2 separate regions of the Mus musculus genome follow, and region 2 is linked to region 1. The links are chromatin loops, found by intact Hi-C in ENCODE. Cell type or tissue: heart. All regions are shown on one strand. Each heading gives the region's core, and the rest is flanking DNA. Links, peaks and the distances in the headings are about the cores only.

Region 1 (8,274 bases), core at 2,021-6,020:
GTTCTCTGAGCTCCACACATGTGCTTTGTCAATCATGTGAACACCCGTGAGAGAGCACGCGCACGTGCACATACACACACAGATAGAAAGAAAGAGAGAGAGAGAGAATAAATAAATGTAATAAAAATTTAAAAAGAGAATTGAGTAGAATTTAATAACTAAAAGACATTTTAAAGACTTTGTTCATTTATGGGTATGTATGTGTGCCTAAGTGAACTTACATGTACCATGTCAGTGTATGCACCTGCAGTGGATCCCGTGAGTCCTGAGATACAGGCAATTGTGAGCCACCACCACATTGGTGCTGAGAACTTAATCTTCTGCAATGCTGTTCAGGCTCTACTTCCTTGCCAGTAGGTGTAATCCCCTGAGTTCACAACCTGTGGGTTCAAGGTGGCCAGGCTGGGAACTAAGAGACCACTGGCTGCAGTGAGAACAGATTCTCAGGAGACATCTTCAGTGAGACAGCTCATTTTACTGGGGAGCGGGGAGGAACAAAAGCTACTTAAACCTTTGGGGGGTGAGTAGGGAATATGGGGTGAGTGTACATCATTGGTTCAGGCCTGAGTGCTGGGGATGCCTCATTTGCATGAAGAGGAATTCCTGCTGTTGGACACAACCTTATTAAGGGGAAAGGAGGTTCAACCTGGTTACCTACCAGCTAAGAGATCTCCTCTGGTGGGGCAAAGGTAGGGCACAGGGCTACTCGAGTGCGCAGGGGAAGCAAGGGAGCAATCCTATTCCTGCTCATACCAGCATGAGGTTTCTGGGATCCCACTTTTGCTCCAGGCCTGCTCCCCCACCCGCATGGCTCCCTGGCCCTACACTGCAAGAACAGTGAGCACGCTTAGCTGCTGACCTGCCTCTCCAGCCCGAACTTTCGGGAATTTTATAGATAATCCTCATGCCCAGTTCAACAAGATCATAAGACTCTTAAATGTTTCAGGCAGATTACATGTCTACTCAGACTTTGAAAGTCAGATCACAGATAACCTACTGGAACTGTTTCCTGGTTATTTGTTTAGATCCAATTGATACATTTTTACTGTGCGGTGCTCATGGTACTTTGAAATCACCAAGGGCTTGGCACATAATAGGCAAACAGGCCAGTCCTGAGCTACATCCCAGTCCCTCTGTGAATTATTAAGGACTAAAAAGAAGAAGTCGTTGGCACAGACCGTATGGAAGACAGTTTGAGCACTTCTTACCCAGTTCAGCATGGGTAGACTACAGGGCTAGGGCCATGAAGCAATTCAGTATGATACTGTAGTGATATAATCACACGTTGTAGCTTTGCAATATATAGACCTATGTAACACAGCAAACAGACCCCAATGTTACCTGTAGAATATAGTTAATAAGAGCATGCTAGCTCATTAATGATAACAAATATATCATACTCACACAAGGTGTTATTTAAATGTGAGAGCCAGAAGACAGGGAACTTTCCAACAATTTTTTTTATATAAGCCTAAAACTAGACTTACATTAAGGCTAACTACTTGGGGAAAAAAAAACTAAAAGTAAACAGAAGTAAGATTTTATGTGTGATATATATATATATATATATATATATATATATATATATATATATATATATATATATATATATAATAAAAAAGCATCCCCCCAAAAAGTAAAAACCCAAGGTAGCTTCCATCATGCAACATCTGAATGTTTGTTTCCGGTTTAACATTTTTCTGCCTGACCTACATTTTATTTCATCATTAGCTAATAACAAACACCAGGTTTAGCAATTCCCTGTGGTAGACATTTTGAGTGGTGAGTTAGAACTGCTTGCTACATGCCTGGTAGGCTCCCTTCTCCCTGGCCATATCCCACCTCTACCACACACTCTTGACCTCCAGGCCTAGACCCTAATTTGCTTTCACTAGCAGGCATTGGGACTAGTAGCCACTTTGCTAAGTATTTTATTTTTTTGTGTATCTTGTATCTCATGTATCTTGAGGTTCTCTTTGATAGAGAGGAAATGAAATCCTTTGGGAAGGAGGAGATTGCTATGGTACAGTCTGGCTCCAGCCTGCTTGTTAACAGCAAAGCTAGCATAAATGTTTGTGGTTGCCTTTCCCAAACTGCCCCCACCTGCCTGAGTGAGGCGATTGGAAATGCAGCTATTTGGAGAAGTTGCTACTGAAGTGATTGGGTCATTTTTTTCTGTGTTAAATGCCACCAACCCAACAGAACAGTAGCTGAAATGATACACTGTTGTAATCTCATTGTTATCGTATACACACTATCCTATCGTATATACATTATATGGGAAGTGTGTGCTCATCTAGTTAAGTCTCAATGTTCCAAACGGAGTTCTATATGGAGAAGTGATAAGATTCAAATGTATTACACTCTTGGCTTTGGAAATAGTATATTATTTTAGTGGTTAGCCATCTGGCTTCTCAAGTATGTTTGGCAGAAGGCAGTCCTGACATTTGGCTTCCATCTTTTAGGCTGCAGATATCTGTGATTCAGGAGAGAAGGGCACAGACCTTGCAAGGCAAAGCTAGTGTGGTGGATGATCGATCATTCCGACTACTTCTCAAAGAGGGCGTCTGCCTGCTGAGGGGCTAACGTAGACCATGTCTTCGGGAGTCAGTGCTTGCTCACTCTGTAATGAAACTTTGGGATATTTGAAGTTATGGTTTCTCTTCTTTAGCTTAAGAGCCTTGTAAGCATCTCCTACATTATAGAGAGGCTAAAGAAGGAACAAATGTCTGTGTGTTCTCTTCTTAATATAATCAATCAAATATCAAGGTAGTTAGAGAAATATTAATTCAGTATGGATTTAGTCCTAAGCCAACCAAAGTATTCTTAACACTTGAAAAGTTAATTATCACATAAATATTTTAAAAATTCGCATTGAAATTAGTCCCTAGTGAAAGTGTAAAATGTAACGCGAAGCTCTCCCGCTTCGGAATGCTTTCCTAAGTGTATCCAAGTTCATGGGAATGTAAAGAGCTTGGCTCTGGTCCCTTTTGGTCTGTGATATTTATTTGCAAGTTTTTGTAATAAAGTTAATTAAAAATTAAAAATTCAAAAAACTTCGTGCAACTTGTTTACCTCTTTAAGACGAGGAACATAGGGCATTGTGGGTAGAATTGCTTTACAACCCACTGCAGGTTCTTTTGTGAGGCGAAATGAATTCTCCAAACAATATCCTTTGATTGACTTCAACATATCTTATATTAAACTATATTTGGACCTAAGCCATAATTAGTACATAAGGAACTTTTAAAATTAATGTACACTTGTGACCTATAAGATTAATTTAAAAATATTTAACTCAGTATAAAATATTCATTCATACTTATTTTCAGATTTCCTGTTGCATTTTGGAAATACTTCCTCTGTTTCTTTTTCTTTTTTTCCCTTTTCTGTACTGTTTGTGTCACTGTTTTGCCCACCAGGAATGAAATAGAGGTTTGATCTGCCACATCCGCTTGTATCTGATGGGCTGCACATCCCCTGATATAGACAATGAACTTGAAGATGTTTGGGAAAAACTGATCTGTGCTGAGCATACACAGACCCTGCTTTCCTTGTCATTCCCTAGGCAGGATGGCATGGCTGTTTACGTGGCTTTTACATTATGTTAGCCTTGTGAGGACTCTGCAGCGCATTTAAAGTTCACAGGTGGATTTGTGGGTTACATGCAGATGTCGGGCCATTTTATATAAGGCGTTTGAGCCTTCTTGGAACTGGACATTCACGAGTCCCCACAGACACTCAGGGACTGCTTTGATTGTTTTCCTAGTGCCACTGTTTGACTAATTCTTATCCCATAGTTGACCTTTTAAAAAAAAAAAAAACTCTGTGTGTGTGTGTGTGTGTGTGTGTGTGCGCTTATCTTCCTTTCTGTAAGAGATCATGAATGCCAGTGCTGAGCCTAGGGAAAATATCAAAACAAACACGACCTTTGATCCTTCCAGAGATAACCATCATCTCTTAGTCATACAGATAAAATTTCTTAGTCATATCTAACCATAGATACACACGTGCACTTTGCCAGAAATTGTTAAAATATGTGTACACAAACTTGTATCATTTTAAGGGGAAAAGGGAGCTCGGTATTGCTTCAGAGTGGTAGCTCTGCTCCCTGGATTCTTCACAGGGACCTGTCAGTCATTCTAGAGCCAGCACCTGGCTCAGGCTCTGCCGTGACATTTTCAGTTGATCCTTCCTTGTTTTCTTGGCTAGTTGCCCTTCAAACAGAAAGTTCATCGCCTCTCCTCAGCTGCTAATGTGATTTACTTCGTGTGTCTAGGAAGTCAGGATGGTTGCTGATTTTATTGTTTAGAGAGGACTGGCTTCTTGGTCTGAAGCCAGGGTGTTCCCAGCTGATAGAAAACGGAACCCAGCAGCCCCCATTTCAGAGATTGCCAGGCTTATGACTCAAAGATACTTTACAGGCCAGGTTAAGCAATTGTTAGGCCCCTCCTGGCACACGTCAGATGCGATGATTGTCTATTGATTGTAATCCAAAGATTATTTTGGCCCTCATCTACAAACACAGATGCCTTTTGATCAGGAAAAAAAAATGCATTGTGATAACTAACCTGCTGCCTGTACTTGAAAAGTAGTGTCTGAATTAGTGACTACTGTTCTGATTCTATGTTAGAATGTGTAATTTCCTTAATTTTCAGAACGGGAAGTGCAGTATGTGCTTTCTGAACTCAGACCCACAGCAAGCAGTTGTTTAATACAAATGAAAAGGAGATAGTGGCTGAGCTCTGTACAGTGGCAGTGTTACAGTATCTTCCCCCAAGATGAAACATAGTATCATTTCTCACAGGTGATGGAGAGCCACCTTGTCATAGAAAAGGGAGACCTAACTAATAAAGCCTTTGAACAAGCAAGCAGTTGTCCAGATAGCCTGGAAGATGTTAGCACCAGTGGCTGAAAGCTGTCAGGAGCCTCTCGACACCAGGTCTTATTTTCTTAGGTTCCTGACAAGTACCTGACCTCTTCATGCCTACACCAGCCGCACTTCAGCTTCTACTCAATATGAAATACCTAGGAGTGAGGAAGAGTGAGCCTTGGCAGCCAGCTCATTAGGGTGGATTGTTTTCTTTACAGATAATTGGCATCCTAAAAGGAGAACTCGTTTAAATAAGTAGTTGTAAAGCATTTTAGTTGGGCATCAGCAGTTGTGCTATTTGTGTGTGTGTGTGTGTGTGTGTAATACTCCAAGAAACTTACTATTTTATCAAAAGGCACAACTCTAAAAATGAAACCTACTGACGAGTTTCTATGGCAACCACTCCTGAAATGTATCTGGCTGGTGTGTGTCTTTTCATAATTTTTCTTTGCATGCTTTAAGGAGTTCCTTGAATTTTTGTTCCTGTGATGGGTGGATAGATGGATAATTGACAGAGGGAGCTACATTTCCCTGGGAAGAATTTAAGACTTATGAAAATTCCATAGATTTATAAGGAATATTATTTTGTGCTTAGCATAAATAAATTTGACTAAGGAAGATATCTATTGCTTTGATTTAGTCTAAACAGTAATGAGGCCCATTAAGTATTAATGCATGACCAATTGCTTTTTAAATTCAGACTCATTGGCTGTCCCTGCAAGACCTTGTTGGGTGTTCCACTTTATTCTGTGATCATTCCACACACCCCCACACCCCCACGCCCCTAACACACACCTTTTTCAGAGCCTTCAGTCTCTGTCTCAATGGCGCTCTGCTCTGGACTTAACCTTCTCTATAGCCTTCTTCCTTGTCAGAGGGTTTGTGGCCAGAACACACGGTAGATCTTGATATTTCCTAACAGGTTCATTCAGAAAAGTTGGCAAGAAGGGACTGTGGTGTAATTCGGTGGTTTGGAGGGGTTGTTCTGGGAGACATTTCTGTTCTCTCAAGCTCTGTCATGCTACAAGCCCAATAGATATGGCTAGATGCTCTTGCAATACAAAACATGCTCACCGAGAGTAGTGGTGTCACAGCGAGCTCTCAGCACTTATCTGGTTAAAACCAGAAGGAACCATTCTGTGAGGTATCTAAAGTGGCAGGAAATAGAGGGAGTCTAAGGAAATAAACTATCCTGGGCCCAACAGCTGGGGAATTTTGTGTGGCTTACAGAGAAGTCAGAGAACCAGGATGTCTCTGAGCCTGTTAGATACATTTGGTCCTAGCAGCATGTAGTAGGAAATGAATATTTAACTTTGAAACACTTTTTTGTACTTTAAACTCCTCCCAGGCCTTAAAAACACTCTCCCTGATGTTCCTGGGTAAGGGAGAATAGCTTTGCCTAGGCTCCTGGCCACATAGTCTCCAGCTTTAACATTTAGCCCCAGTCCCTTCAAGACACAGACAGCCTTTTCCACTCAGCGATCAGAACTTGGTGATTTGCTTAGCCTAGCTGGCCAGGAATAGGCCCTCTATGTCCGTGCTACCAGGACTGGGATTGCAGCAGTTCACTGTCGCTCTGCCTTTAGTGTGTGCAAGCCCTGGGATAAACTTCATCCACTGAGCCTTCCCCACAGCCTCATGCATCGTCTTGGTGTGACTTGTTTAATCACAGCAACTTCTATAAATCAGCAGCTGTACTAACCAAGACTTTTTCTATTGAAAAGTGCAGACCACTTAGTGCTTTGTTATATTTGATATTGGGCCAGGCAGCTGGCTATAGCCATGGTTGTCCCCTTTGATGGACAGGAGCAGCATTTCACAAAGGAAGCAAGGCAGAGATGAGCAAACAGAGATCACAGCAGGCAGTGGAGGTTTAGAAAAGGTGAGATCATTGGCCCAGGGTGGCTTAGCTGGTAAGTGGTAAAAGTCAGACTGGCTTCCAAAGCCATTCGGAGTCTACCATGAAAGACATGAGCTTTATGCAAGCGTGCATGGTACTTCGGCCACCTCATTAGCATTAGGATATGGGACTGTTGGCCAAGATGGCTTCCCTCATTGCTGCTTGTCCTCAACACCTACAGTGACACCTTCAGTGAGCGATCAACTGTACCTTGCTATCTTTCTTCCAAAACTGTTAGACTATTGTATGGCCAGCTTCATTCATTTGACATTTTTATTGCTTTCCACTTCAAAAAGCAACCTTTTTCTTGACTTGGCCTCTGATTCTGGAGAAATCTTGACTGAGGTCCTGTGAACAGACAAGAGCTTTTCCAAGCTGTTTTCGTGCAGAGCTCTGCCCTTCCAGGAAGTGTCTCTTCATCAGTGTTCATCAGTTGAGGCAGCAGACTCTAGACATGGCATGTCTTCGTGCTCACTGTCACCTCTCAGTCTTACTGTATGGACTCTCAGGGGGCGTGCTGCATGGAAGACAGCCTAGACTTTGCTCTTGATCTGTTTATGAAGACATTACAGTGTTTTTTCAGCATTCCTGGAATCAGTGACTGAAGCTCTGACCCTTGATGTGTTTAGTCTTTACATGTGTTCATCTCTACATCAAAAACAGAGGAAGCCACAGGAAATTGCTGCCTGTATTTCCAGGAAACTGAACTACATCACCAGCTGCCCAATCTGCACAGCCCAGAGTACCCTGGTGCAGGCATCTGTGGCTGATGAAGGTGGAGATAAGGAGACGAGGAGTGGGACTCTCCTCATCCTGTCGCTTCTCACTGTAGGCCCAGGGAACGCACGTAGAATGCATGTCTGGGCTTAAGGAAAATTAAAAAAAAAACAACTTCAACCCTCAGTTTCTGAGAGCATGAATACTGGGTGAAGCGAGCTGTGTCCTGTGCCTGGCACACGCCGTTACAGTACTACTGTCTCATCACCAGGGACTGAAGGGACATCATGTGAGCCTGTGGACGGAGTGGGGACTCTAAAGACAATAAGCTACACTGACCACCACTGTTTTTAAATAGTTTTTAAACCACTATGTTTATGCTGACAGTGGTTACAACAACTGCTGGTGTAGTGAGTGTTGCCTGTGGAATACCAGGTATTTGGTAAGGACTGTACAAGCGTTAATTAATCACACAAACTCTTCCAAAGCGTTCTCTTTGTCATTCCAAATTTCAGATTTAATACTTGAAACTGGCCCATGGTCACATAGGCATTGAGATACGCAAATTTAAACCTAACTATATATATTTTCAGGCCAGTCGACCTAGGGGATTTTTACTAGAGGTGGTGTCTGTAAGTACATGCAGATGGAAACCCACCAGCGCTCTCTGGGACAGGCTGGGGAGACACAGAAAGGACTCTGGTGCGGGTCTCACCTCATAAATTCAACAGGTGATCAGAACGAACATGAGACTTTCACATTGCTATGTGAATTGAATCGAATG
Region 2 (8,274 bases), core at 2,332-6,331, 65 kb after region 1:
GAAGTCTTTTCTTTCTCTGAACCTGTGTGTTTTTCACTCTGCACTGAGTCTGTCTGATGCCTGCAGCCTCTGAGAAGCCGAGTCTACAGTTTGCTCTGCCTCATTCTAATTCAGGGTAGGCCTAGATTCTTGTATGGTGTGTGAATTCTGCTTTGCTTTGTTTTGTTGTTTTTTTTTTTAATTGTGAACTGAATTTCTGGGATCTCTGTGAATGAAAACACTTTGAAACTTGGATAAAATTCATTATTCTGAAGATGTATTCCATTTGCTTCTTCCAGATGCTCCTCAGCTTCCTATTGTTATATACATATAGATAGATAGATAGATAGATAGATAGATAGATAGATAGATAGATAGATATAGATATAGATACATATAGTTATATATACATACATATAGTTATATATATATATTTATACATAGTTATATATATAATTTTTTATTTCAAGTAGAGTGAGTATGAGCTGGAATTTTCTAAGGGTAATTTCCCCCTCCCCTCCCCCTTCCATTGCTTGCCTTTGCTTATGGTCCAGGGGAAATTTTTTCTTACCCACTGTAGATTCCTCTTCAGAGTTATTGGCTTTGGCGCTTGTATCCTGCGTGTAGACATTAAGCATTCTTTGAAAGCACAACCTCCTTGTTGATTATCTAACACACCCCCAATAGCCATTAGCTCCTGCCTCCTGCTTCAGGGTTAACTGAACCCTGTGTTCTAGCTTTCTTGTCCCTTCTGACAGTTGTTATTATCTTAGAGTTGAACCATCCCTTGCCTCCAGCTCACGCTGGTGTCTTTCAGGGCCCTTTGTGCGTATACCACATCCTGACAGTAGAAGTCCTCCTGATTTCAGAGCTGAACTATCCAAATGGGAAATGATAATGGCTGACTTAGATCTTTTTCATGGTTATTTTTTAGTTCCGTGACATTGCCTTAATGGCACAGGAGACTGATTCTCACTTAAGGACAGCTAGCACATCCTTGACTAGAAATCAAAACTCTGAGATGCTTCAGTATGGCCACTAAGAAATTTTCGAGTTTTAGAGAATTTTGGGTCTGGGATTTCTACAATTAGGGATGGTTAAATGTCCAAGATCACACAGATGTCCCCAAGTCTGAAAAGTTCTAAAATATGATACAGTATTGGTTTCTGGCATTTAAAGTGGTTTTCATAACTATTAATATTTACTTTTAGAGGACTTTGTGTTCGTTTTTGATCCACTGAAGCAGTGTTATAAAAAAATCTATAAGGGCTGGAGAGCTGGCCCAGGAGTTAGGAACACTTGTCCTTGCAGAGGACCAGAACCTGATTCCCAGCACCTGCATGGCAACTCACAAGTATTTATAACTCTAACCCCAGGGGGATCCAATGCCTTCTTCCGACCGCCAGTCATACAGACGTACATCCAGGCAAAACACCCAAATACAAAAGTTAAAAGAAAAGTAGCATATAACTAAAATCGTTAAGAATAAAGCTCCCACCCATTCACTTGCTTTTCAAGAAATGCTGATGGAGTTCTTTATCTTTAGGTTTTGGGGAACAGATAAATCATGAATTACAGATGCCTACCCTTGTTGAGCTTAATCCTAGTTAAGGAGATAGACAGATAACAAGATAAAAATTCTGGCAAGTGTGATGAATGTAACTGGGAGCAGTCGAACACTCACAGGAAGATGGGAGTTATTTTTTTCATATTTTAAAGAACAGCTCTAAGACTGATTGGAGCTCTGCTTATATTAAGATGCATCCAAACTGTTAAGTAAACATTGTATCACTACACCGTAATTAATTCTAACTTAAAGTAGAGATTAATATGTCCATTTGTAGAAGTTAATAGATTGAAACAGTGAGTGTTTTTATAGATCTCTGGGCATCTCTACTGAAAACACAATAAGACACTGAGAAGATGGCTCAGAGGGTAAAATGTTTGCCACACAAGCATGAAGACCTAGAACTCATGGAAAAGTGGTGGGTATGTGTCTAATCTACCCCCGAGGGTGCAGACACAGGCAGGTCCTTGAAGTTCATTCACAGGCCACTCTACCCAAATTGATAACGCTTCAGGTTCAGTGAGAGACCCTGTCTCAGAAATAAGGTGTAAAGAGATTGAGAAAAGATACCCGATATTGACTTTAGGTACATACACTACACCCCCCACACCCCACAAACACACACACACACACACACACACACACACACACACACACACCAATTAAATAAAGTATCAATTTCAGTAAAACACCAACTTTATGGTAACAAAATTAAAGATTCCTTGAGTTTAAAAAGCTAGCATTAAATAGGAAAATACTCATTTCTACCCCTCAACCTCCACAAACCCAGAGACAAACAAAATATTCACCAACCACTAAATACCCTAAGGGCCTAATTGTCTGTTATACTCAACTCACTGTATTGGTTCTGAAAGTCCCAACTGGTGAAGATATAATAGGCTATTCATTCCTTTAGTACAAAAACTGACAAACAGGTCAGAAGGAAGCAGCAGAGAACAAAGGGAGCAGCGAGTCCTGGGGTGACAAGCAGCAGGCACCGTTTCTAAAGGACCACCGTTAACCTGGCGACCACAGCTCTGCAGACCAATAGCGAAGGGCCATTTATAGCTCAGTTCCCACGAGGGCACAACTGTGCTCTGTACAGCACGTCGGAGGGGGACAGAGAGTTTATTGTTGAACAATGGTAGTGGCTCCCCGCAGGAAGTAGGGTGAATGTCTGGGTTAGCGGCACTGGTGACTTCATTGATCTGACCTGGGTAAGGATCAGACAGGACTCTGAACAGGAAGAGTTGTGGGTGGTTTATTCATGAGAACTGTGCTTTTTATGGGTTTTGCTTTTTTAGTAGTGAAAGCATTACCCAAGATGTTTCCTTGCTTACTGTCTATCCTGAGATTTTTGTTTCAGGGAGCGAACTTGATGGGGAACAAAATATCCACCTTCCTGTAAGGACAAAGGGTTTCTGGGAAGCTGCCAGTCACTGTCTCGGGTTTGAATTGTAAAAACCAACAGACGCTTCTTCGGAAAGGATTCTGTAAACCTTTTCTGTTGTTGTTTTTTAAGTTAACCAATAGTCTGCGAGAAAGCAACTGTTAACTCGTTTTGTTATTTATCTGTGTTTCCCAACCCGTGTGCCGAGGGGCTCTGGGACAGCGTGTTAAGTCCGAGGGCAGCTCCAGAGTTGGCGGCATACATTGTCCATCGTGGGGGACACGCCTGTAGAGCCCTGTGCCAGTATTAGCCGGAAGCAGGTCCTACTACATCAGCATTCAACTGCACCACGTTCTCTTGATGACCTCATCTCAATGCTAAAGTGAGAACAGGAAGGGAGGGTGGTGGGGTCTATGCTGACGCCACAGCCTGATGTTCTGCAATACTAAGAGATACAGAGATGATCTCGTAATACGTTTTTACAAGGTTATTTAAGAAGGAAATAAAAGTAGTGCTTTTTACTGTATAAGTGTTTGTCCAACAGTGACTAAGTCATTAGTCCATAAATAGTTATATTGTCTGGGGTCAAATGACCTAACAAACAAATAGCACCATTGAGCACTTGTATTATAACACAGGCACTGTTAAGTACTTACTGGTACTCTAAGAGATTTACACGTTATTTGGGAACCTGTAATGTGTGTTCCATCCCATGGACACCCACACACAGTTTTGAATTTATTATTTGCCGTTTGCTTCACATATTATGGAAGTCGTATAGAATATTATTTAAATTTTGTAATAAACAATTTGCTTTTACTTGACCTTCCATATTTTTAAGCCAGCCCTCTAAGGACTTGCCGCTCTTCCCCTTTCGTCGGAGGTCTGGTCAGACTCCTCGCACAGCCTGCTTGTTTAGATAGCCAGTATCCGGCAGTTCCATGGGCTACACCCCTGGAAAACGATTCCCAGGATCAAAGAACAGGGACTTTCTAATGCCTGTATTATCCAGATGGAGGGTGTGCATGCCAAGCTGCCCCTTACAAGACATTATATTGATTCCTTTCCCTTGAGAGTGTTTGAGATTACCTCAGCCAAACCAAGGACTGCATTGGGGAATTCAGTCATTGGTGCTCAGGGTTGTGAACCAGCCAAAGATGTCCCTCCTTCCCAACCACGGAGTAAGTGCAAGGCCAGTGAGAAAGCTGGCTGAGTCTGTGCTGGCCAGAAGTGCGCAGAGCCTCCAGTTCAGGAACTGCAGCAGGAGCTAGCGGTTGCTCAGAGCAGCATTTGAGAGTGGCCACACAGGAAAGAGGAAAGCCGTTGCTAGGAAACTTCTCCTTTTGGCTCATTCCAGGCTTATCTAAACAGGACCCTCCTCCACAGGTTGCACTGGAGAACAAGGATGTAGCTCAGTGGTACAGTGCTGTCTGAGCATGACAAAGCTCATCATTTGATCCCATTACCAAACAAACTCAGTGTGAGTGGAACATGCCTGTAATGAGAGGCAGAGAGCCAAGGTCTGGGTCCAGGGAGGTAGCTTAATTACATGTTGCTAGCTGTCCATGTAAGCCTAAGAGCTGAGTTCAAGTCTCCAAGATCCTTAAAAGCTAAGCATGGTAACATGAGCCTATAAGCCCTGTGTCAGGGTCAGAGAAAGGGAGAGATCCCTGGGGCCTGCTGCCCAGTCAGTCTGGCTAACTCAGTGAGCAACCCTGTCTCTAAAAAGAAAATTAAAGAGGGCAAGCAGTGAAGACAGCACATGACACTGTTAAACTCTGGCCATCACACACGCACACACACACACACGCACACACACAGAGAGATGCACCTCATGTGCATGAACACAGAGAGAGCACACACTGATACACACAGAGACATATACAAACAGAGAGATTAGACAAACACAGACACATACATACACACACATATGCACAGAGAGACACACACATACACACAGATGCACCTCATGTGCATGCACACAGAGAGAGCACACACTGAGACACAGACAAACATATACATACAGATAGACAAACACAGACACACACACATATGTACAGAGAGACACACACAAACACACACACAGATGCACCTCATGTGCATGCACACAGAGAGAGCACACACTGAGACACAGACAGACATATACATACAGATAGACAAACACAGACACACACATAAGTACAGAGAGACAGACACACACAAAGACAGAAAGGGGCTTATCCAAGGTCATTTTTATGGCCAACCTTGACTTCCTGACACCTTACCTCACCACACACACACACCTATGCACCACATGAATGCACATGGAGACATACATACAGAGATATAGACACACACACGTACAGAAAGAAACAGACAGATACACACAAAGACAGAGTTATCAATGGTCATTTTCAAGGCCAACCTCGGCTACCTGAGACCCTGCCCCATCACACACACACACACACACACACACACACACACACACACACTTCACCCTGTACTGCAATTCCATTCTACCTCCGTAAGATGAGACAAATGACCCAAGACAGGAGTTGACGTTGGGGATGCTTTTGGAAGGACAAACTTCAGGATAAAGATCAAGCAAGATCTTTTCCTCTGCAGTCCCCAGCATCTGTGTTTCCATCTCTGACCAAATATGCATCTCTTTAAATATTTAATTGACTCCTAAGCTGATATTTTCAGTTCTGTCTCAAGAAGGAAATGTGTTATGTGTTTTAGGCTTAGAACATGGAAGCTATGTGTATATCTTGGAAATGTTTCCGTTTTAAGAAAGCTCTGAAGCCCCTTTTCAGCCCTTTAGGAGATGAGCCATCTTGTACAGCTTCATCTCTTTTCAGCCCTTTAGGAGATGAGCCATCTTGTACAGCCTTGTACAGCTTCATCTCTGGAACGTCCTGAGCACATAAGCGTTTGTGGGCGTGGGCATTTCACAGGATGCTATATGCACTGCCCCCCCCCTTTTTTTAAGAAGATGAATATCCACCTTTTCTCAGTTTATGCACAGAGCTGACAAGATGTCTCAGTGGGCAAGGCACTTGGCGGGAGGGTGTAAAGCTGGATGCGGCGCCCCAGCTGCATGCAGACCCAACAGTCATGGCAACTCAGCTCTAATCCTAGAGACAGGGATCCCTGGAGTGACCAGGCTTGCTTGGGTAGCCCAGTCCTCAAGCTCCAAGTTCAAGTGAGAGGCCCTGCTTCATTATTAGGGATGCAGATTAATAGACAGGACAGTTAATATCAGCTTCTGGATTCAGCATGTGTGTGCTTGCATGCATCCAAGCTCGCCTGCACATGCACCCATGCATGCAAATGTGCACACACGGACAACAAAAAGACATTTAACATTTTATAAGTTTTCCTTTTAAAATTGTGCTCCAAAATCTCTAAAACCAAATGCCCACCCAGTTGATCATGAAAAGATGAGTGGACTCCTTCAGAGGCCCAGTTGACTCTAAATTGAAATTAAAGCTAGTGGATAGGCTTCAAAGCAGGCTGACTACAGGAATTCGGGTATACACTTCACTTCCTCACCCTTACCTGGTTCTCTCTACGCAGACCCACCCACTGGTCCCACCCTTCTCAGAAGGGAAACAGAGGGCTGCTGTGGTCTGTCCATCTGTCCATCCACGATCTGCCACAGAAAAGGCCTCAGCTCTTTGTGTAGAGAATTTTGGCGCTGAGAAAGTCTTCCTGTGCCCCTCTTGCTCGAGATGGTTCCCTGGGGATCCGCATTGGAGAATCCTGCTAAAGTCTGAGTTTATCAGCATCGTCTTAGGTGGCTGTAGGGACAGAGGAGAGTGTCTCCTGCCTTGTGACTTGTACTCAGGAGAAGCAACAGAATTTCTCAGGGGCTTAGGAGAATATGAACGTTACATCAGTTTTTGTTATGTTGACTATCATCATTTTCTTTGTCATTTTTAAAGATCCAGGTCTCCTAACAGAACACTGGATGTATTTAGATTCCTGAGGTGTATTCCAGTGATTGGCTGCAATTACAGAAATTTAATGTGACATGGTTAGAACAAGACTCCCTAAAGGCACAGGAATGGGGACCATCTTGAATAGGTAGTTCCCTTGCCTGGTGTCTAAGCACAGAAAACCATGGTGGTTCTTGACTCTCTTCCTTCGGAAATAAAACCCATTCGAATGCTACAAGTTCTGGTCTCTGGTTTTTTGGAATAAGTAGGAACTTGATTTCTTTCAACCTTCACTTTTATTCTCAGACCTTCATCCAATTAACACACTATCTGATCTATGAGAACACTGTAACTTAAGTAAATCCAGTGCTAATGCTTACTCAATCAGCCCAGCGTTTAAAGAGCTCTGCCAGCTTATAAACATTTACAAGGCTTCAGAGATGAACGAAACGTGTAGTCACTGCCTATAAGAACTTTAGAAAGCCCAGGTCTGAAAATCAGCCAAGTGCTCGAGTGGACTGTGAGCAGTTGCCTGGGAGCAGCCTCCAGCCTGGGGTTCAAAAGAACTTCCTGAAGAGCTGCTGGGTCTATCTAGGTCTCATACGGGCAGTAGACATCGGAGGGCTGCTAGCCTGGAAGTCCACATCGAATGCAAGCCTTTGGCCAGGTGTTCCAACTACTCCGACGTATCCTTTCCAACTTGTAACTGCCAGCCCAGGGTGGTTGGTCTCCTTGCTGAGTATGTGGTACTTTGATAGGTCTCCAGGGTGCTGCATCATGCCTGTGCTTGGAACCGTGCCCCACTGCCTGCTGTCTGTTCTGAGCAGTGTTGGGGAGGTGAGATGCTAGACGTCCTAACCACTCCCCCAACACATTGACAACTGATGGTCCTCAGTCCCCAGTCTGCCTTCCCTGGCCTTCTTTTAATTTAAATTTTTCTTACCGTTTAACAATTTCCTATCTCTCATCCTTCATCCCTTCTTTCTGGGGCAAGTCCTCCCCCTACTTTACTACTTCATGTCTCTGTGTGTGTGCCTGCGTGTGTGTGTGCCTGTGTGTGTGTGTGTGTGCCTGTGTGTGTGTGTGCCTGTGTGTGTGCCTGTGTGTGTGTGTGTGTGCCTGTGTGTGTGTGCCTGTGTGTGTGTATGTGCCTATGTGTGTGTGTGTGCCTGTGTGTGTGTATGTGCCTGTGTATGTGTGCCTGTGTGTATGTATGTGCCTGTGTGTGTATGTGCCTGTGTGTGTGTGTGTGCCTGTGTATGTGCCTGTGTGTGTGTATGTGCCTATGTGTGTGTGTGTGCCTGTGTGTGTGTGCCTGTGTATGTGCCTGTGTATGTGTGCCTGTGTGTATGTATGTGCCTGTGTGTGTATGTGCCTGTGTGTGTGTGTGTGCCTCTGTATGTGCCTGTGTGTGTGTA

Evidence for each region. Peaks named below come from ENCODE experiments on the same cell type or tissue, not always from the same donor. Only the 100,000 strongest peaks of a DNase experiment are listed, where the experiment ranks them.
Region 2: it touches region 1 in a loop (2.2-fold over the local background); 3 of 42 quality-filtered maps call a loop at or near these places.

Annotation. Positions count from the first base shown.
Region 1 is chr4:32,284,195-32,292,468 of GRCm38, forward strand. It overlaps a transcript of Bach2 not described here. Among named protein-coding and RNA genes, the nearest start is that of n-TGccc3, 58 kb to the left of the region's middle. In heart, for the core only: no CTCF peak of the experiment used is centred there; a DNase peak (open chromatin) is centred at 4,287; H3K4me3 peaks cover 373 bases; H3K27ac peaks cover 2,002 bases.
Region 2 is chr4:32,348,788-32,357,061 of GRCm38, forward strand. It overlaps a transcript of Bach2 not described here. Among named protein-coding and RNA genes, the nearest start is that of Bach2, 65 kb to the right of the region's middle. In heart, for the core only: no CTCF peak of the experiment used is centred there; DNase peaks (open chromatin) are centred at 2,674, 3,254 and 4,224; H3K4me3 peaks cover 777 bases; H3K27ac peaks cover 2,387 bases.